Regions from separate parts of the Homo sapiens genome. Here all the other regions are linked to region 6. A link is a contact called in ENCODE Hi-C or POLR2A ChIA-PET data. All regions are on one chromosome and are shown on one strand. Each heading gives the region's core, a stretch centred on a gene start or an enhancer-like site at or near the end of the contact. The rest is flanking DNA. Distances are from core to core; before and after follow the strand shown.

The links. A loop is a pair of places that touch in the nucleus more often than their neighbours do. ChIA-PET counts read pairs that join two places held with the same protein, here RNA polymerase II (POLR2A). Pooled maps may share reads with other maps.
Region 1: a pooled map shows a loop between it and region 6 (2.8-fold over the local background). The contact joins the enhancer-like site here to the promoter of CAT in region 6. A Hi-C loop is called at or near these places in 1 of 50 pooled maps. POLR2A ChIA-PET finds 5 or more read pairs at or near these places in 2 of 52 experiments (CD4-positive, alpha-beta T cell and T-cell).
Region 2: a loop to region 6 is called in a map of CD8-positive, alpha-beta T cell, with 13 times the contacts of the local background. The contact joins the promoter of COMMD9 here to the promoter of CAT in region 6. A Hi-C loop is called at or near these places in 3 of 168 maps with a recorded cell type or tissue (CD4-positive, alpha-beta T cell and CD8-positive, alpha-beta T cell) and 9 of 50 pooled maps.
Region 3: a map of CD8-positive, alpha-beta T cell shows a loop between it and region 6 (9-fold over the local background). The contact joins the promoter of TCP11L1 here to the promoter of CAT in region 6. A Hi-C loop is called at or near these places in 2 of 168 maps with a recorded cell type or tissue (CD8-positive, alpha-beta T cell and chondrocyte) and 8 of 50 pooled maps.
Region 4: a loop to region 6 is called in a pooled map, with 5 times the contacts of the local background. The contact joins the enhancer-like site here to the promoter of CAT in region 6. A Hi-C loop is called at or near these places in 2 of 37 single-sample maps with no recorded cell type and 2 of 50 pooled maps.
Region 5: a loop to region 6 is called in a map of B cell, with 13 times the contacts of the local background. The contact joins the promoter of CSTF3 here to the promoter of CAT in region 6. A Hi-C loop is called at or near these places in 3 of 168 maps with a recorded cell type or tissue (B cell and naive thymus-derived CD4-positive, alpha-beta T cell), 1 of 37 single-sample maps with no recorded cell type and 13 of 50 pooled maps.

What each region holds. Positions count from the first base shown.
Region 1 is chr11:35,720,792-35,723,811 of GRCh38, reverse strand. All of the region lies in intron 2 of TRIM44 (tripartite motif containing 44), which reads right to left. Among named protein-coding and RNA genes, the nearest start is that of TRIM44, 60 kb to the right of the region's middle. RefSeq lists an enhancer at 1,518-1,617. Within about 2 kb of position 1,696, at least 3 of the 41 ENCODE cell types and tissues checked have a DNase peak (open chromatin) inside an H3K27ac peak, as active enhancers do.
Region 2 is chr11:36,287,749-36,291,132 of GRCh38, reverse strand. It overlaps COMMD9 (COMM domain containing 9), which reads left to right and starts at 1,709. Exons shown (of 6, transcript NM_014186.4): 1 at 1,709-1,771. The coding sequence starts at 1,721. RefSeq lists enhancers at 1,559-1,808, 1,645-2,347.
Region 3 is chr11:33,038,051-33,041,228 of GRCh38, reverse strand. It overlaps TCP11L1 (t-complex 11 like 1), which reads right to left and starts at 1,657. Exons shown (of 10, transcript NM_018393.4): 1 at 1,437-1,657. RefSeq lists enhancers at 837-1,156, 1,637-1,986, 1,707-2,254 and a silencer at 1,257-1,656.
Region 4 is chr11:33,385,935-33,389,089 of GRCh38, reverse strand. All of the region lies in intron 1 of KIAA1549L (KIAA1549 like), which reads right to left. Among named protein-coding and RNA genes, the nearest start is that of KIAA1549L, 11 kb to the right of the region's middle. Within about 2 kb of position 1,374, at least 3 of the 41 ENCODE cell types and tissues checked have a DNase peak (open chromatin) inside an H3K27ac peak, as active enhancers do.
Region 5 is chr11:33,159,857-33,163,304 of GRCh38, reverse strand. CSTF3 (cleavage stimulation factor subunit 3) reads left to right here and starts at 1,825. Exons shown (of 21, transcript NM_001326.3): 1 at 1,825-2,006. The coding sequence starts at 1,980. It overlaps CSTF3-DT (CSTF3 divergent transcript), which reads right to left and starts at 1,648. Exons shown (of 4, transcript NR_034027.1): 1 at 1,524-1,648. RefSeq lists enhancers at 1,441-1,860, 2,596-3,448.
Region 6 is chr11:34,437,462-34,440,419 of GRCh38, reverse strand. CAT (catalase) reads right to left here and starts at 1,486. Exons shown (of 13, transcript NM_001752.4): 1 at 1,341-1,486. The coding sequence starts at 1,406. RefSeq lists enhancers at 1,154-1,453, 1,624-1,673.

The DNA.
Region 1 (3,020 bases), core at 447-2,946, 1.3 Mb before region 6:
TTCTGAATGCCTGAGAAACTCTCTTAATGGCTACCAGTAACTAAAAATGGATATCATAATAAAAACTGACTCACAACCTATTTTACTAGACTTCACATACACATGTGGTTCAGTTAGGAAGCTGACATCTCACTTAGTAAAGGTGTGGGCCAGACTGCAGCAGGTGAATGAGTCATGGATTTTAAAATTCTCTATTTCCCATGGCTTTAATTACATAGGGTTTTCAGCATGACACTGTATTTTATACAGATCAGGTCACAAATGAAAACTGAAGGAAAAAATAATCCGCTTTACAAAACCTTTATGCCTTTTTCCCACTCTCATTCTCTAATTAACAAATAAGCATTTTCCAACCTAAGACATCAAAACCTTTGGCATGTTAGTTACAATCAAGCTGATATATCTTTGTTATAGTTGCATTAGGGTGAAGTGGAATATGATTAAACATAGCATTGTATTGAAATTATAACATAGCACTGCAATTTGAAAATTTTGACCACTGTATGGTCAGAACTACCTATTGAACATCTGAATCTAACCTTCTAATTTTATAGGTGAAGGGGAAAAAAAGTCACAGAGAAGTACGATAATAAAGTTAGGTTTAGAAACTTTCCTCTGGTCCAGTCTAATGTACTTTTACAACTCATCATTTCAAAAGAGTTATAAATGAGAATCTGTCGAAACAAGAAAAAGAAAGAGAAGGAGAGATAGAGAAAGAGAGAGAGAGACGAGGGAGGGAGAGAGTTGGAAGGGGGAGAGGGAGGGAGGGAGGTAGAGAGAGACAGAAGGAGGGAGGTAGAGAGAGAAAGAGAGAGAGATTGAAAAACAATTTGTTTCAGAAAAGTATTGCTGAGATGAACTGAGAATAATGGTCAGGGTTAGGAGCAGGAAGCTACTCAAAAGAGAAGCATCCAAATCTACACTGAATATTTCAGAAACATTTGTTTTGTCACAGGCGTCTGAACCAAAGCCACTCCATTTTGAATACAGGCTGGGTAAAATAAGACTGAGACCTACTGGGCTGCCTTCCCAGAAGGTTAGGCATTCTTAGGATGAGATAAGAGGTCGGCACAAGATACAGGTCATAAAGACCTTGCTGATAAAGCACGTTTGCAGTAAAGAAGCTGGCCAAATCCCACTAAAATAGGATGGCGATGAGAATGACCTCTGGTGGTCCTCACCATTACAGTCCCACCAGCACCATGACAGTTTACAAATACCATGGGAATGCCAGGAAGTTACTCTATATGGTCTAAAAAGGGGAGGCATGAATAATCCACCCCTTGCTTAGCATATGATCAAGAGATAACCATAAAAATAGGCAACCAGCAGCCCTTGGGGCTGCTCTGCCTATGGAGTAGCCATTTTTTCATTCCTCTACTTTCTTAATAAACTTGCTTTCATTTCACTATATGGACTCGCCCTGAATTCTTTCGTGAGCAAGATCCAAGAACCCTCTCTGGGGTCTGGGTCAGGACCCCTATTTGGTAACAGTCCTACAAGCCAAATTTCCTGCAAGGTGTTAAGGAGACTACTCCAAAAATAACTTTAAAAATTGTAGACTGCATGAAATAGAGTTTGAAGACTCTAAATATCTCCCCAAAAAGTCCATTTTCACTTCCCTCTTCCTCATTTGAAAGGCCATTGTTCTAAAACAGAAAAACAAAAAAGCAGGAAATGGAACTTTTTCAGATGCTACAAGCTGTCCACACTCCCACAGCACAGTGTCCTCCCCACTTGCCAGTGTCTATGGAAACTTCAAGTTGGGAAGTTCAAAGTTAAGGCATCTGTTTAGCCTTCAGCATTTATTCCTACATTGTACTCCAAGACAGCTCCTTCCAAACTTAGGCCAGACTCCAGTGAGGGCAGGCAAGGGAAAAACTTCATCAACAAGGAGGTCAAGGCTTTTTCAATGGATGGCAAGATCTCCTATTTCTTGTGTCTTTTGTGTATCAGTGGAATAGCCACTATTTGTGAATAAAACAACTGCCCACCCACCAGGCTTAGAAAATTATTCAGCAGCCTAGAAACACGGTAGACATAAACTCTGAACAGCATTCCACTACCAACATTCTCAGTGATGTCATCCTCAGCGACCTAGTTAGAAGCCTGAAATGAGCAGGTTTTACAATGGGGTATTGAGAATGAAAGGACAAAAGTTTACTGAAGTGAACATTTAAACTCTTCATTAAGCTATCTTTCTCATCTTCTTCAGAAGCCTCCAGGCAAAAGCAGTCATTTGTATCTTTACTTCTTTCATCACCTCCACTTTGTTAATAAGGTACTACCACTGGAACTCTATCTCAGTTAACCGCTTAGTTACTTCAGGTATCCACTCAATGAAATAATATAATGGTATTTACTATTGCTGTTGTTACTGTTATTATTTTCATTATAAAAGACCAAAATAAATACCAAAATGTTGGAGAGTGGTTATCTGTGAATGGTGGAATTACAAGTACTTTTCTCTTTTTCACTTCTCAGTCCAAATTTTCTAAAATAACATGTAACACTTTTTAAAAACTATTTTTTAAAAGAAATGTGGCTTAAAGAAAATCTCAACAAAATACTAGCAAGTCAAATTAATCCATATATAAAAAGAATTATAGGCCAGGTGTGGTGGCTCATGCCTGTAATACCGGCACTTTGGGAGGTTGACGTGGGTGGATCACCTGAGGTCAGGAGTTTGAGACCAGCCCGGCCAACATGGTGAAAACCCACTTCTACTAAAAATACAAAATTTAGCTGGGTGTGTTGGTGCACACCTATAATCCCAGCTACTCAGGAGGCTGAGGCACGAGAATCGCTTGAACCTGGGAGGCGGAGGTTGCAGTGAGGGGAGATGGTGCCACTGCACTCCAGCCTAGGTGACAGAGCAAGACTGTTAAAAAAAAAAAAAAAAGAATTATATACCATGACATAAATGAGGGATATATACCAAGTATGCAAGACTGGTTCAACATTTGAAAAATCAGCTAATATAATTTATCTACATCAACAGGCTAAAGAGGAAAAATCAC
Region 2 (3,384 bases), core at 460-2,959, 1.9 Mb before region 6:
TCTGTAGGACTGTTTACAACATGGCAGTTTGCTTTCCCCAGAGCAAAGGATTCAAGTGAAAGAGAGCAGGGCACATGAGAGAGCACCCAAGCCAGGAGACAGGAACTTCAGTCTTTTTGTTAGTTTTTTGGTGCAGTCTTGTATAACCTAATCTCAGAAGTGATATGCCATTCACACCCACCATTTGCTATTGGTCATGCATACCAATCCTGGTACATGGTGGGAGGTGTCTACACTAGGTTGTGAACACCAGGAGGCTGGGATCATTGAGGGCCATCTTGAAGGCTGGTGACCACACTCCTCATTACTCTAAAGTAAGACAAGAAGGCACAATCCTGCAAATACCAAGGCAATATCCTCAAATAAGTCACAAAATTTCATCTTAGTCTAATCACTTTTTTGGGTGGTTGTTTATTTAACAAATATTCAATTAACCCAAGACAATGGGCCCAGCCCTATAGATACAGGCAGGAGTTAAACCTAGAACCTACATTGAGTTATAACAGAAACCAGGAATCAGGCCATGAGGGTTCATGGAAAAGAGAGGCCAAGAAAGAGAGCTAGAATCAGGACCCTGTGACAAAATGGTTCTAAAATCTTCTAATCCAGGAATGGGTTCCTCCTTAGACAATTTGATTTTTGGTTTCCTGGGCCTTGACAACATCCCCACAGAAAATGGAGTCGGGGAAGGGGAAGGGGGAGGAGAGGAGACAAAGGAACAAATGTCCTTAGCAGCTTACCAATTTCTGGAATTTCACAAATGGGCATTCTTTCTTAAGCTCGAATATATCAGAACCCATTTTTTGAGCTGGAATTTGCTTAAAAAAAAGTGGAGGGTAGGAAAAGAAAAGAGCCACCCAAATACTAAAGGTAGATAAAGGAAATGTCTGTTTTGATGTACGGTCTCTGAGAACAGGGCAAATCAGAGTCCAGTACTGCCAGTGCAAAATCACTCTTTACAATTATATTCATTATAATTACCTTTTTGAATAAATGAACTAAATCATTTCCATTAACCTCCTCCCCCATCTCACCCCCGTATAACAAGAACCTAGCTAGGTAGTAGCTTTCATTCCATTCCTCTCTTGTCCCCTCTCCCAAACACTTCCTCACCTGCTCTTGTAATCAGATCTTCTCTATGACTATGGGAAAGTTACTAAAAACCCTAAATGATTATTTCCCAATCTGGATAATACTAATAATACCAGCTCCAACCTACTACATAGGCTGAAAAACTATATACGCAGAAGTAATTTTACATTCAAGACAGGATGTGTGCATGTGTGTGTGTCAATTCCAAGAAGCCCGATATGCACAGCCTCATTTTCATTCCAAACACTGGTACGCCGATCACTCCTGAACAACTACGTTTCCAAGGCGCCTGCCAAGCTTGCAGGTGCATTCCCCAAGTGCGCCAGCCCACCCACATGGGTCAAGGGAAAACCTGTTTCCCTGACTTGGTAAGTAGACAAGTCAAGCCAATTTCCTCCCCGAGTAAACCATCCTCCGCCCTGGTCCCCCTAGTCCTTTGGTTCTAGAGTCTCGGGGTTTAGTCATCCAGCCGCCGCGTCCGTCTTGATCCGCGCTCACTGCCGCAGCACCACAACCGAAACGCCTTCCCCCACTCTGAAGGACTACAGCCCCCGGCAGGCCCCGCGACAACAGCGACAGCCACGTGACCTCGCTTCCCTGGGTGCCACGGTCATGTGACTTCGGCAAGATGGCTGCCCTGACAGCGGAGCATTTTGCAGCACTCCAGAGCCTGCTCAAGGTAAGTCGAAGGGGTGGGGACAGCGTGAGGTGGCCCTTTGTCTCCGAGACTTTAGACGGAGCAGGAATTGGGAACAAATTGACCCTGGTTTGGAGCCACAACTCTGCTGCTTGTTCTCTGTGTGATCCCAGGCAAATCGTTGCGTCTTTCTGAGCTTTTAAAAAGTAAGAACAAAATATCGTTTTGACAGGAACGTAAGATAAAAAAAAATAAAATAATGGGCATGAAGGCGCAGTACAACCTCCTGCTATTAGTCTTTGGGATTGGTTTTCGGTATTGGTGCATTGAAGTGGTAATTGCTAGACCCACGTTGTCAGTTCCCCATTTCATCCCGTAGCCCCTCCTGCATTGCACAATTAAGAAATTATCTCCTACTGCGTCTGCCCAGCCCTCCGAATGACCTGTGCGTTCAATGTTCCCTTGAGGTCCAGATTTTCCCTACTCTCTTTGACCTGCGAAAGGGGCAGGACATACTCCTGATAATCATTTGAAAAGTTGTGAGGTTGAAAGGGACCTACTTCATAGGGCTTTGTAAAGCTCAAATGAAGTATTATTATTATTTGAGACGGAGTCTAGCTCTGTTGTCCAGGCTGGAGAGCAGTGGCGCAATCTCGGCTCACTGCAACCTCCGCCCCCCGAGTTCAAGCAATTCTATGCCTCAGCCTTCCGAGTAGCTGGGATTACAGGCGCCCGCCACCAAGCCTGGCAAATTTATGTATTTTTAGTAGAGACGGGGTTTCAACATCTTGGCCAGGCTGGTCTTGAACTCCTGACCGCGTGATCCACTCGCCTCCGCCTTCCAAAGTGTTGGGATTACAGGCGTGAGCCACCGCGCCTGGCCGGAATTATTTAACTTATGATTTGCCCTGTAGGAGAAAGGGCAGCTTTATTTTCCTTCGTAGAACTTGTCGCTAGCTATTTGCCCGTTGTCCGTCTGTCTCATAAGAATGTAAGATCCATCAGGGACCTTTCCTTTCTTCCTCTCTCTTTTTTTTTTTTTTTAAACACCAGGTGAAGAGGGTTGAGTTACTCTCCTCAATTTATGGCACATCATCATCATCGGTCCATGTAATAGTCTCTGTTTTGTTTTACTTATTTATTTTTTAATTGCCTTCTCAGTGTTCATTAGCATTCTCCACTCCTAAGGGGATCTACTCTTTTGTTCACAAGTGTTAATGCCCAATAAGTAGAACAATAATACCTGGCACACAGCACGTGCTCAGTAAATAGCTGTTAAATGAATTAATAAATGAAGTAACAGAGCTGGGACTGGCAATCTAGGGCTCTCAGCTCCCAACCCAGTGCCTTTTCACCTTCATTTTGGCTGCTCTGTACCTACCCCCGCCCCTATACCTGTTGGTCTTATGCACTCTTTTCTTTTAAAAACTTTAAAAGATTAGTGTGTAGTATACATACAGAAAAGTGCATAAACCATACATTTACAGTTAAATGATTTATTACACACCAATGTAACCACCACCAAAGTCAAAAAATGAAATGTTACCAGTACCCCAGAAGTCCCCCTTTCGCCCTTTCTTTGCTTCCTCACTTTCTTCCCCAATGGTAACCTCTATGTTTGCTTCTGATACAATTCATTTAATATTGCCCATGTT
Region 3 (3,178 bases), core at 408-2,907, 1.4 Mb after region 6:
TTCATTCTGTGCAGTGAGGAGGAAAGGGAGGATTTCTAGGTCTCTAATGCTCAGCTTAGTAAACTAACCCCATCCTTAAGATTGAGTTCAAGTCCTGTCTCTTCCCAGGACACTTCCCGGACCTCACCAGTGATTGCACCTTTCTCAACTCCTGCAGGGCTGGCTAGTTGACATTTGGCATTTGTCACTGCCTTAAATTCAATTCAAAGCGTGCTTATTTAAATAGAAAGATGCAAATACATAGTCTAGAGGGGGAGGCAGACAGGCTTACAAGGAGCCATAATGAAACTTAAGTGGCATTATGAAATTGCCCAGGGAATATAGCAGAGGAAGAAACTAACTCTGCCTGGGAGGAGATTGAGAAAACCTTCCCAGAAAAGATGACATTTGAACTGATCTTTAAAAGGAGTAGGATTTCACCTAGTTAAAACATGTCTGGAGGGGGAGAGGAGGGGGAGAGGAGGTGAAAAGGAGGGCATTTCACTCAGAGGGCAGAAGCCAAGGCACAAGAAAATGAGAAAAGGAAGTGGCTAGAGATGATGGAAAGATGCGTTGGGGCCAGATGGTAAAAGTGCTAGTTTTTATTTTAAAATTCCCCACCTAGATTTCGAACTTCTTAAGAGCCAGGACCAGTCATATTCCCCACTTATGCTCCATCTGTATATCCCCCAAATAGACACCCACAAGTATCTGTTGATAGAGATGAATCCCTACGTCATCTCTGTGATGTCACTGTATCTGGGAGGCTGGGCGTTGGTTTCAGACATACCTGGGCCCCAATTCTGGCTCTTTACTAGCTGTGTAACTTCAGTGTCCTCCTCTGTAAAACACAGCTACCTACCTGCTCGGTTTGGGGGGAGATGAAACGAGGGATTGTGCACGGCAGGCCTTCTACAAATGGTAACTCTAATTAAAGGGCTCTAGGATGCGGCCACGAACCATTTAATTTGCTTATATCGCGCGCATCCATTCAACCCCCACTGTGTCTAAAAAGAGAGCCGAGGGGAGGAGGATCCTCGCACTTGCCAAGAAGACGGTCATCCGTCGGCGCTGCACGCGGGCCTAGGCTGGACACAAGAGGCTCCCCAGCAGAAAGGGTCTTTCGGCAAAAGAAAAAAGGGGCTCTGTCCCCCGGCGCCGGGAATCCCCTCCTCTGGCACTGAGCTCCACTCGCGCCCGGCGTCCGGATTCCGTTGTAAACAGCTGTTCAGGCCAGCGAGGGAGTGGCAGGGCCGGGAGTAGGGGAGGACGCGGGCGCGCCGAGAGGACAGCCTCGAGGGGTGAGCTCCACCCGCCCGCGGACCCCGCCTCTTCCTCGCCTGCCCCCGACATCCCGGGATGGGATCCGACGGGAAGAGGCGAAGAGATGCCTGCGACTTGGACCGCGCGCCTCCCGGACGGGCCCCGCCAGCCTCCGCCCCAGCTCCCGCTCTCACCTGCCACGGAGTCGGCGTTCTCCCTCCTGCCGCTCCCGCCGCGAATCAGGCGCGGGCTGGCGCCGCGGCGGAAGCCGGAGGGATGCGCGGCAGGCAGGGGCGGTTCAGCCTCTGCCCCTCCGAGGCCGCATCCCTCGCCACGCGGCGGGCGGTCCTCCCAGCCCGACTCGGGTGGGCAGCGGTCAGAGCGGCCGCTTCTCAGCATCAGGAAGGAGGAGACTGCTCTTGGCCGGGAGGCGCCAGCCCAATATAGGGCAGCGCCATGTCTTCGTACGGAAAGGCGGGAGGGTCTTTCCCCTGCTTGCCGAAGGGGTTCAGTAAGCGGTGACTCGCAGCTGGGCGGCGCCGTGTTTCCTCAGGGAGAGGTGGAAAACATGGCCGATGACCGCTCAGGGGGCTCCGTGGCCAGTGGCTCCCAGCCAAGAGTCGCCCGCCGCACGCAGTGAGGCGCCATGTTTTCGTACGGAAACGCGAGAGGCATGGCCGAGTGCCCGCCGATGAGTCTCAGCTGGCGGTGGCTCGAAGCTGGGGATGGCCCGCCCCTAGGCGCCATGTTTCCATACGGAAAGACGGAACGCGCGCCGCATCCCAGCCGCTGGTGCGGGTGACGCGAGGAGAAAGGGAGGCGGAGAAGGCGCGGGTCAGTCAAAAGAAGGAATAAGAAGCCATTGCATCTGAAACCTTCCCCGCCCGTTCTTTGAAATTTAATTTTGCCATCCTGTTTGTAGCTACACAAAGTTTATTCCCCTTCTCTCATTTCCTCAGCTTTAAAAAAAAGTTAGTCCGGGCGCAGCAGCTCACGCCTGTAATCCCAGCACTTTGAGAGGCCGAGGCGGGCGGATCACGAGGTCAAGAGATCGAGACCATCCTGGCCAACATGGTGAAACCTCGTCTTTACTAAAAATACGAAAATTAGCTGGGTGTGGTGGCGCGCGCCTGTAGTCCCAGCTACTCGGGAGGCTGAGGCAGGAGAATCGCTTGAATCTGGGAGGCGGAGGTTGCAGTGAGGCGAGATCGCGCCACTGCACTGCGGCCTGGAGACAGACCGAGACTCTGTCTCAAAAACAAACAAACAAAAAAAAACTACAAAAAAGCAGATGGGGTGACATTGGTGCTTTCAAACACTGCTTCTAAATAGATCACATGTGGGTAGTTATTGCTAACGTATTGAAGGCCGAGTGCAATACCAGACCCTCAAACCATTTACTAACTTGCACATTAAAGTCTTTGCTTTAAAAAAAAAAAAAAAAAGACAAAAACAGAAGTTCTCTGGTGAAGATTCACTTTTTGGAGGAAAAAACACCAAAAACCCTTAAGATACTCAACTAAATGGAACTGTTAAGATCTACAAAGAATGGCTGGGCGCGGTGGCTCACACCTGTAATCCTAGCTCTTTGGGAGGTCGGAGGTGGGTGGATCACAAGGTCAGGAGTTCGAGACCAGCCTGGCCAATATGGTGAAACCTCGTTTCTACTAAAAATACAAAAAAATTAGCCGGGCATGGTGGCATATGCCTGTAATCCCAGCTACTTGGGAGGCTGAGGCAGGAGAATTGCTTGAATCCGGGAAGCAGAGGTTGCAGTGAGCCGGGATCGCACCACTGCACTGCAGCCTGGGTGACAGAGTGAGATTCCGTCTGAAAAAAAAAAAAAAGATCTGCAAAGAAAACATGCAGTTCTTCTGAGTCTAAACTCGTACCATTAAGTCTCTAGTGTTTTTCAGCCCTGACTACAAATACAACT
Region 4 (3,155 bases), core at 125-2,624, 1.1 Mb after region 6:
GTCTGACGTCAGGAGATTTTATTTCTAGCTAAGAATAGATTTAACATATATAAATCTCAATCTAAATCGAATTCACCTCTTGTGGTTAGGACACTTGGGCAAAGCCACGTCTGAGTGAACAGGAGGCAGGTGCAGCAGCGACCTTGGCCTATGTTGAGGAAGCTACTTGGCCTTATTTATATCTAGGATTGGTTATAACATGAATTTATCCCCATTCTATGTGGTGTTTAAAAGGGCCCATGATTTTTCTTAAATGTCTGCAGAAGTATCGTCTAGAGAAGGAAGCCAGGGAGTAAAGGAAAATGGGCAGAACCGTCTAAGGAGATATTTTAACTCTAGGTTTGAATCTGACCTGTGTTGTTAAAGCTATTTATTCTCTTTTATAATAAAAGGTCTTTCCCTGTTTCTAACAGAAGTTCAAGTTCTCTCATGACACAATTTAGTTAGCATGGAAAGAGGGTCATGATATAGTGTTAACGGGAAAAGCAAGTTGCTGAATATTATACCTTTTATATCTTAAAAAAAAATTAAGTTGAGGCTACGTCTATGGATATAAATATTTGTATGAAGAGGTCTGGAAGGATCCATCACACTTGACTGACAGCATGACTCTAGAGAATAGCAAGGTGATATGGTTTGGCTGTGTCTCCACCCAAATCACACCTTGAATTGTAGTTCCCATAATCCCCATGCATTGTGGAAGGGACTCAGTAGGAGGTAACTGAATCATGGGGGCAGTTACCCCTACGCTATTCTTCTGATAGTGAGTTCTCACAAGATCTGATGGTTTTATTCTCCCCACTTCACTCGGCACTTCTCTTTCCTGCCATCATATGAAGAAGAATGTGTTTGTTTCCCCTTCTGCCATGATTGTAACTTTCCTGAGGCCTCCCCAGCCATGCGGAACTGTGAGTCAACTAAACTTCTTCCCTTTCTAAATTACTCAGTCTCGGGCAGTTCTTTATAGTAGCGTGAGAGTGGACTAATACACAAGGCAAAGAGGGCCTTTTGCATTTTACTGCATCTACCTGAGTATTGCTTGAATTTAATAAAATATATATTACTTTCATAATTTTTTAAAATCCAATGAAGATTGAAGATAGGCCTATATTTATCTGGGCCTCACACTGGAACTATGACAGCAAACTGTGGGAAAACTCTTCCCTTTTCAGAATGAAAATCGTTGGCTGGGCTTGGCTGCTAATGTAGGAAGAAGCAGGAAATGCAGATGGTAGAACTCCACCAAAACATCTGCTTATGGCTTGTAAAGACACAGACGGGGGATGGGGGAAGAAGGGAAGATCTTGAGGCTGTTATCCACAGATGAGAAAACGAAAGCCCTGAAAAGTGAAATGATTTGGTAACAGCCAGGGGTGACCTCAGTCTCCTGAATGCAACCAATGCAATTTTCCCTCACCCAGGCTGTTTTCCCTAGACCTTAAACCAAAGTAGTGTCTGCTGGTAGCTTTCAGAATGAGAAAATGGGCCAGGAATGATAGTTCATGCCTATAATCCCAGCACTTTGGGAGGCCGAGACTGGCAGATTACTTGAGGTTAGGAGTTCGAGACCAGACTGGCCAACATGGTGAAACCCCATCTCTACTAAAAATACAAAAATTAGCCAGGTGCAGTGGTGCGTGCCTGTAGTCCCAGCTACTTGGGAGGCTGAGGCAGGAGAATTGCTTGAACCTGGGACGTGGAGATTGCAGTGAGCCGAGACTGTGCCACTGCACTCCAGCCTGGACAACAGAATCAGACTCCATCTCAAAAAAATAAAATAAAATAAAGAGAGAGAGAATGAGAAAATGAACTAGAGGTACCTGATACTTTTTATTTTACTAAAGAAATCCTTGAGGGATCTTCAATATCATCTGTAAGCTCACGGGCCTTAAAAGAGAAATTGTTCTGCACAAACACGTCCATAAAGCAGAAGTGGGAATACTTCTCTCTCATTTTATTTTATTTTATTTATCTTTTATTTTTGAGACAGAGTCTTGCTATGTCACCCAGGCTGGAGTGCAGTGGCACAATCCCGACTCACTGCAACCTCCACCTCCTGGGTTCCAACAATTCTCATGCTTCAGCCTCCCAAGTAGCTGGGACTATAGGTGTGCACCACCATACCTGGCTAATTTTTGTATTTTTAGTAGAGACGGGGTTTCATCACATTAACCAGGATGGTCTCGAACTCCTGACCTCAAGTGATCCACCCTCCTTGGGCTCCCAAAGTGTTGGGATTACAGGATTGAGCCACCGCATCTGGCCCCTATTATTTTATAGACCAGCACTACCCTTCTAACAAAACCAGACACCTTTTAGCAAAACAAAACTACAGACCAATACCCCTCATGAACATGAAACTAAAAATTCCTAACAATGGCCTGGCCGTTGTTAGAAATTTCTTTTGAGATGGAGTCTTGCTCTTGTCACCCAGGCTGGAGTGCAGTGGCATGATCTCAGCTCACTGCAACCTCTGCCTCCCAGGTGCAAGCGATTCTCCTGCCTCAGCCTCCTGAGTGGCTGGGATTACAGGCACCCACCACCATACCCAGCTAATTTTTTTGTGTTTTTAGTAGAGACAGGGTTTCACCATGTTGGCCAGGCTGGTTTCGAACTTCTGACATTAGGTGATCCTCCTGCCTTGGCCTCCCAAAGTGCTGGGATTACAGGCATGAGCCACCACATCTGGCCAGGAATTTCTTTAGTTTGTAAAAAGTTGTCTTTTTACAAACTAAAGATAAACCCTGTGATCATCTCAATAGACAAAGAGAAAGCATTTGCCAAAATCTGATAACCAGTCATGATAAAAATTCACAGCAAATTTGCTAGAGAAGGGAATTTCCTCAGCCTGATAAAGGGCCTCTGTGAAACAAAATCAAAACTATAGCCAACATCATACTCTAGAGAAAGACTGATATTTCCCTCCAATGCCAGGATCAAGGCAAGGATGTCCACTCTCCCTATTTCTATTCAGCAAAGTACTAGAAGTTCTAGCCAGTGCAATAAGGCAAGAAAAATAAATAAAAGCCTTACAGATTTGAAAGAATGAAAAGTGTCTTTATTCACAGATAACATTATTTCCTATTTAGAAAAATCTCAAAGATTCTATAAAAAGCTACTAGAACTAAAATGAGTTTAGGAGGGTCATATGATAT
Region 5 (3,448 bases), core at 576-3,075, 1.3 Mb after region 6:
TAAGCACTGACATGACTCTCAAAGGAAATGCTCATTGGAGTATTTCAGATTTTGGATTTTCAGATTAGGATGCTAAAGTGGTAAGTATATATACGTAAAACACTTTCATATTCTGCTTTTCTTCATTTAATACGGTGGTTGCCTTTCTGTCAGTCATCGTACATTAGCATCAGTTTGCTGTGTGATATTCCATTGCAGAGATAAATCTTGTGATATTTTTAACCAGTCCTCCATTGCTGGATGGTGCAATGAACATCTGTTAATACATATCTTTTGCTCATGTGTCTGATTATTTTAAGGGTAAGATTTCAGCCTGTGGAAAGGGAGTAAGTGTAAGTTTGAGCAGAGGAAAGGAGACCTAAAAGAATAAGGCGAGTCTGGGAACAGTTCACTAGGTTATTTTAGGGCATTGGACCCCCGTAGGCGAGAAATGCTTGCAGACATCTAACGATGACGCTTAAATGGAAGAGCAGTTTGAGAAGATTTAGTATCATTTAATTTTTTATTTTTTATTTTTTTTGAGACGGAGTCTCGCTCTGTAGTCCAGGCTGGAATCTCGGCTCACTGCAACCTCCGCCTCGCGGGTTCAAGCGATTCTCCTGCTTAAGCTTCCCGAGTAACTGGGACTACAGGCGCAAACCACCACGCCCGGCTACTTTTTTTGTATTTTTGGTAGAGACGAGATTTCACCAAGTTGGCCAGGTTGGTCCTGAATTCCTGACTTTATTTATTTATTTTCTGAGACGGAGTCTCGCTCTGCCGCCCAGGCTGGAGTGCAGTGGCGCGATCTCGGCTCACTGCAAGCTCCGCCTCCCAGGTTCACGCCAGTCTCCTGCCTCAGCATCCGGAGTAGCTGGGACTACAGGCGCCCGCCACCACGCCCGGCTAATTTTTTTTTGTGTGTGTGTGTATTTTTAGTAGAGACGGGGTTTTACCGTATTAGCCAGGATGGTCTCATCTCCTGACCTTGTGATCCGCCCGCCTCAGCCTCCCAAAGTGCTGCGATTACAGGCGTGAGCCACCGCACCTGGCCTAGAACTCCTGACTTTAAATGATCCATCCGTTTTGGCCTCCCAAACTGCTGGGATTACAGGCGTGGGCCACCGCGCCCAGTCAATCTCATTTAATCTTAATGCCAGGTACTGTTCTAACACTTTTCTATGTATAATTTATTTCACTTGCAGGTACTATTATTATTCCCATCTATAGGCCAGAAAGCTGAGGTACGAAGTTTAATTACCAGAGTTACTTATCTTCGTTAAAATCCAAGCAGTCTGGGCTACAAACAATTATACCTACTTTGCAGTCAAGGAACCAAGCTGAGATGTTGAGCTGAAAACCCAGGTCTCAGACTTCAAAGCTTTCTACACAAGAGTCGACGGTGGCAGTAAAAATTAATGGGGGCTTGATCTATCCCTCCCACCCCCAAGAAAAGTAAAAAGCAGGAGCTGGGACCAGAGAAAACCTCCACGGAGTCCTTATCCCCTAAATATAAGAGGCATTTAACGTTTAGCATTGCTGACCTGCAATCAGGCTTCAACTGTGAGTAGCCAGGCTCTAAAGCTTGATAACTGAATTCCAAAAAGCGCGCGAGCCTCCAGGCGAAACAGCTTCCCGCCTTCCAGCCGGTTGGAGCCGGCTCAGCAACAGCCTCTCCAAGCCAGGGTAGTGACGTCAGCCCAGGAATTGGGCCCGCCCCGGGATCTCGCTGCTTTCTGCACGCTCGGAATAACCAGAGTCGCGAAATTAGCCCCGCCCACTGCCCCGGAAGTTAATGCGGAAGCCACACACCTCCTCCTCGGCCGGCAGGGGCGCAGCCATTTTAATTCATATTTGAGTGGGCGGTGGCGATTGGTGTTGGCGGTCTGGCTCAGCTGGGCAGGGGGTAACTTTACTGATTTGGGGGTGGTTTTTAGTTTAATTTTTCTTTTCTAGCTTCCCATCGACGGTCAGTGCGCACGTTGTAATCAGCTGAGGCCATGTCAGGAGACGGAGCCACGGAGCAGGTGAGGAAGGAGAGTGGTGGGGCCTCGTGGCGACCTCTTCTCCACGTCTGTTCCTCCGACTGCTCCAGACATGTTCGGCTGAGGAAGGAATTGGGTCTAGTGAACCCGGGGGACAGGGTATATAGAAGAGTGGTGGGAATGGGGAGCAAGATCTAAGATTTAATTTTTTTTTTTTTACTTCTCTCTCTTAGGCATGAATACGAGTAAATACTTGATTTAGACAATAGCGGTAGGCTGCTTCGTCCTATTTAGATTCATGGGACTACTCCAGATGGGATGCTTTCCTTTGATATCGTTTTGGTATTAGAGTGGATAGGAATTATTTTAACGTGCACCCGACGTTTTAGAAAAACTTGACAGTGTTTCTTTTACCCCGCCAAATATACTGTACCCAGAAATAGGTTACTAGTTTGAGAAATATTTGAGACAAAGCTAATCTGGAGAATTAAGACTTAATGAGAGCGAGTGAAGAAAGAAGCAAGTTATGCTGAGGTTTTGGGAATTTTGTGGCTTTCTTTCGTTTTCTTTTCTTTTAGCCACATTTCGTTTTCATTTTTCCAGCTACATAAACATTGCAGGTATAAGTTGAAAATGAGAAGTCTGTTTTGGCCACTGTAAATAAAAGCATCTGTTTTAATAGTAAATATGAGTGACAACTAAATATTTTAAAATTCACACTTTTAGGTTAGATCAGTGTGATTTGTTTCTTTTGCTCTTTGTATTCAGAATTTTGTAGGATAGTATTTACCTTTTAGTGTGAAAGAGGAAGCTAAATAGTTATGAAAAATGCCATTAAATGTGTTTTTCGATCTAAGTCCTGGTGTGTTTAGATAAATACAGTTTCTAAAATGGAGGCTAGGTAGCCTGCAGTCTCAATTTCCTGAAATTTCCCATTGCCATAGCAACGACATGCACTTAGGTTTTCGTTTTTCAGGTTCCCTAGCTTATAACGTGGAAGATGTTATTGGAGGTTGGCAGAGATGAGGCAAAATAGGAGCGTTCTATTGCATAGTCTGTAAGACTGTAGATTTCATTATGTCGGCAGTTTGATTAAATTGTTTTGTGTTTGCCCGAGGACTGGTTTCAGTCCAGAAATCTTCGCACTATTTACATTTTACATAGTGTTAGCATGCCCAAGCATGCAAAGTCTTAAAATTACTGTATCAAAACTGTTTACCCCTTTTCTGATCTAGTATTTGTTATCTGAAAGTGAAGGACTAATGAACTGAGGTTTCATTGAAAGTTTTCGAAATTCATTGTTAATTCTTAGAATTTATCTAAAATTACAAAGACACGGAAATGTTACCATGACCTCTTGAATGTTTTAGAACTGTGGTGTTTCAGTGGGACAGATGGTGGTGAAAATTTATAGAAAAATAATTTCTCCCAAAGGTTTTATTGTGCAAAGTTTAGAACATAGAGAAAAGTTGAAAGAAAAGTGC
Region 6 (2,958 bases), core at 237-2,736:
CAAGAAGCTGAATTCTAACCTTGTCTCTGCCACTAAGTAGTGGCACATCCTTTACTAAGACTCTACCTCTCTCTGGTTTACTTTAAGAGCTCATGAACCAACCTAATGGTATATAACAAAGAACAGGGCCAAGAGGGGAGATTTTCCAGGCCCTTGGAGGAGAATGGCAGCCTTTTCCCAAACAGGGAACCATTAAAGCAATCCATGAGCACTTAGCATTAATACCCCAGTTCACGAACCTGAGTTTTGAGCAAGAGCACTAGGCAGAATAGGGAAAACAGGGCTGCAGTCCTCTGTCTACCATTAACCAGCAGCCAGGGAACAGGGCAAGACCTTTAGACTCCCTGGGCCAATCTGCCAACAGTAGACTCAGACCAGATGTGGTCTCATCTAATCCAACCTCCTCATAGATGCCCTCTGAGACTCTGCAGCCGTGGGCACAGGCCAGGAATGCCTCCCCCACCACCAAGTTAAAATCCTACTCATTTAAAAAAATTCCTGTTCAAATGTCACCTGCTTTGTCCGGCCCACCTGGTCACTCCCTCTACATTCTACAGATAACCTCTATTAGAGCCCTCACCACGCTGGAGTGTAATCATCTGTTTATGTGTCTCGTCTCCCAGACTAGACTCTCAGCTTCTCAAGGGTGTTGTTCTTGCCGCACTGGAATTTGTACACCTTGCCCCGAACAGTGCCTAGCACCTACAGGTGCTCAAAGAATAGAATAAACGCATTAATCAATCCCTAATGTCACCCCCCAGCTCTAAAATGCTAGGCTTGACATTTTGAAGTGCAAATGAGACAATGAATGTAAAAGTTCTTTTATTTAGTCGTTTAATAATGTGCATAGTACGTACCAGTCACTGTGACTGGTGCTGGAGACCTCAAGATTGTAAAACACAATCCCTGCCCTGCTGGGACCCCACAACTATGAAAGCGTGTAAACAGTATTTCAAGAAGGGCACCATTAGAGCCTGGTTCCACTTCTCCCCTCACTGACTTCCTTGCAGCTGCAGCTCTCTGCCTCTTTCCCCATGAGCCCTCAATCTGTCCTCAAGCTGCGACCTCTGTCCCAGTTGGCAAAAGTGCAAAATTCTGAAGCAACCACCCGAGCCTGTCGCGGACAACAAAGCCTGCAGTCCCGCGCCCCACTACCCGGACCCCCCTCCCCTGCTTCGGCGAATGTAAAAGTCCGTCTGCACCGAAGGGGATCCCCCCTGCCCAGTGAGCCGCGGTACAGTCCCTCCAAGCGCCGCCCCGGGGGAAGCCGGGCCTTTACTTGCCGACGCCCCCGCTTTCTAAACGGACCTTCGGGCCCGCTCGGGGAGCACAGAGTGTACCTGCGCGGCCCGCTGCTCCTTCCAGTGCTGCATCTGGTCGCTGGCGGGATCCCGGCTGTCAGCCATAGCGTGCGGTTTGCTGTGCAGAACACTGCAGGAGGCCTCGGCTCGTGGGTCTCCACCCTCAGCAGGCAAATCTGCCTGTTGCCCCGAGTCCGTGGCGACTTCAGGCTCAGCCAATCAGCACCACCCCCTCGTCCCGCCCCCTCGGGAGGACTGCCTTCTGATTGGCTGCTCGGCGCTAGGCAGGCCAAGATTGGAAGCCCAATGGGCTCGGAGCAGGGCTCTCCGAAGGAGGCCTGAAGACCGGAGATACCCAGGAGGGTGCGGAAAGGAAGGGTCCCGCTCTGGCCCAGCAATTGGAGAGCCTCGCCCCGCCGGCCCGGGGTGCCCGGGATAGCCGAACCCAGGGCGGGGCTCCCGGTTATCAGCATCCTTCAGGCCGCCCTGGGACGCGGCCGTTGGTGGCCTGCCAGTTTTGCAGACGGAATACTTAGACCCTGCTGGGTGGGGCCTTGCGCTCCATAGCTATGCTTTCTCAGCTCTTAAAAAGTCAGCAATCCTGGGTTAAATTACTCTGTACAAAATTAAATTTTGCCATACGCTAATGTAAGTATTATTTGCAACCAAAGGATGGATGGATGCTTTTCTTTTTCTTTCTTAGCTCTTCTTAACTTATTCGTGGATTATCACTTACTAGACTAGTATACTAATTATTTAATATAAAAACACTCTGAAACGTTTATCTCCGTACAGATGGGTGTTGATTTCCTCCTTTACCAGAGAAAAACAACTTAACTTAGATGGGAAAAATGTATTCCCTTGTGATGGGAAAAATGTATTCAACTCTGGTACACTGCCAAATTGGCTTCTTTAAACACTGGAGAAATCTGCTTCCCCAAATTTTACCCCCAGGTAAGCAGGAATTTTGAAAAGCTTTGTGTCTTTAAAAAGCTATGTTGAAGAGTAAAATACTTAGTAATATATAGTACAATATTTAGTAAGTTACTGACTAGTTTGTCATTGTAATCAAAGAGTTTGAATGATTTCTACACCTCCTCAGGTGCTAGGATTTATCTTTAAGCACCTTAATATATATACATAGTATATACCATCATCTTCAAATTAAAAGTTATCAGCTTTTAATTTTTTCCAGTACAACTACATATAATGGGTGGATATATAATAGTGGAAACTTCACATGTTGTTCTTGATCTTACAAAAGTATGATAAGAATCTTGGGCATAAAAGTGGAACTTTAGCAGTTCATTGGAAAAGAAAGCCACAAATTGATCTTTAGCACCCTATACTTTTCCTATATTAAAAACAATTATAAAGATGCTGTTGGCTGTGTAATTTGGTGTCTTTTTCTACCTGCCCGATCCATACTGCCAAGACTGTAAACTCCATGTGGGTCAGGATCCTCCCATCCATAATTTATTGAGCACTTACTATATACCAGGGACTATTCTCAGCTTTTTGTATATTTGCTTAGTTAACCCTCCCAACAACCCTATGAGTTAGATACTAATATTATCTTCATTTTACAGATTAGGAAACAGAGGTATAGGGAGGTTAAATAACTTGCCCAAAGTTACACAGCTATTAAGGGATAGTC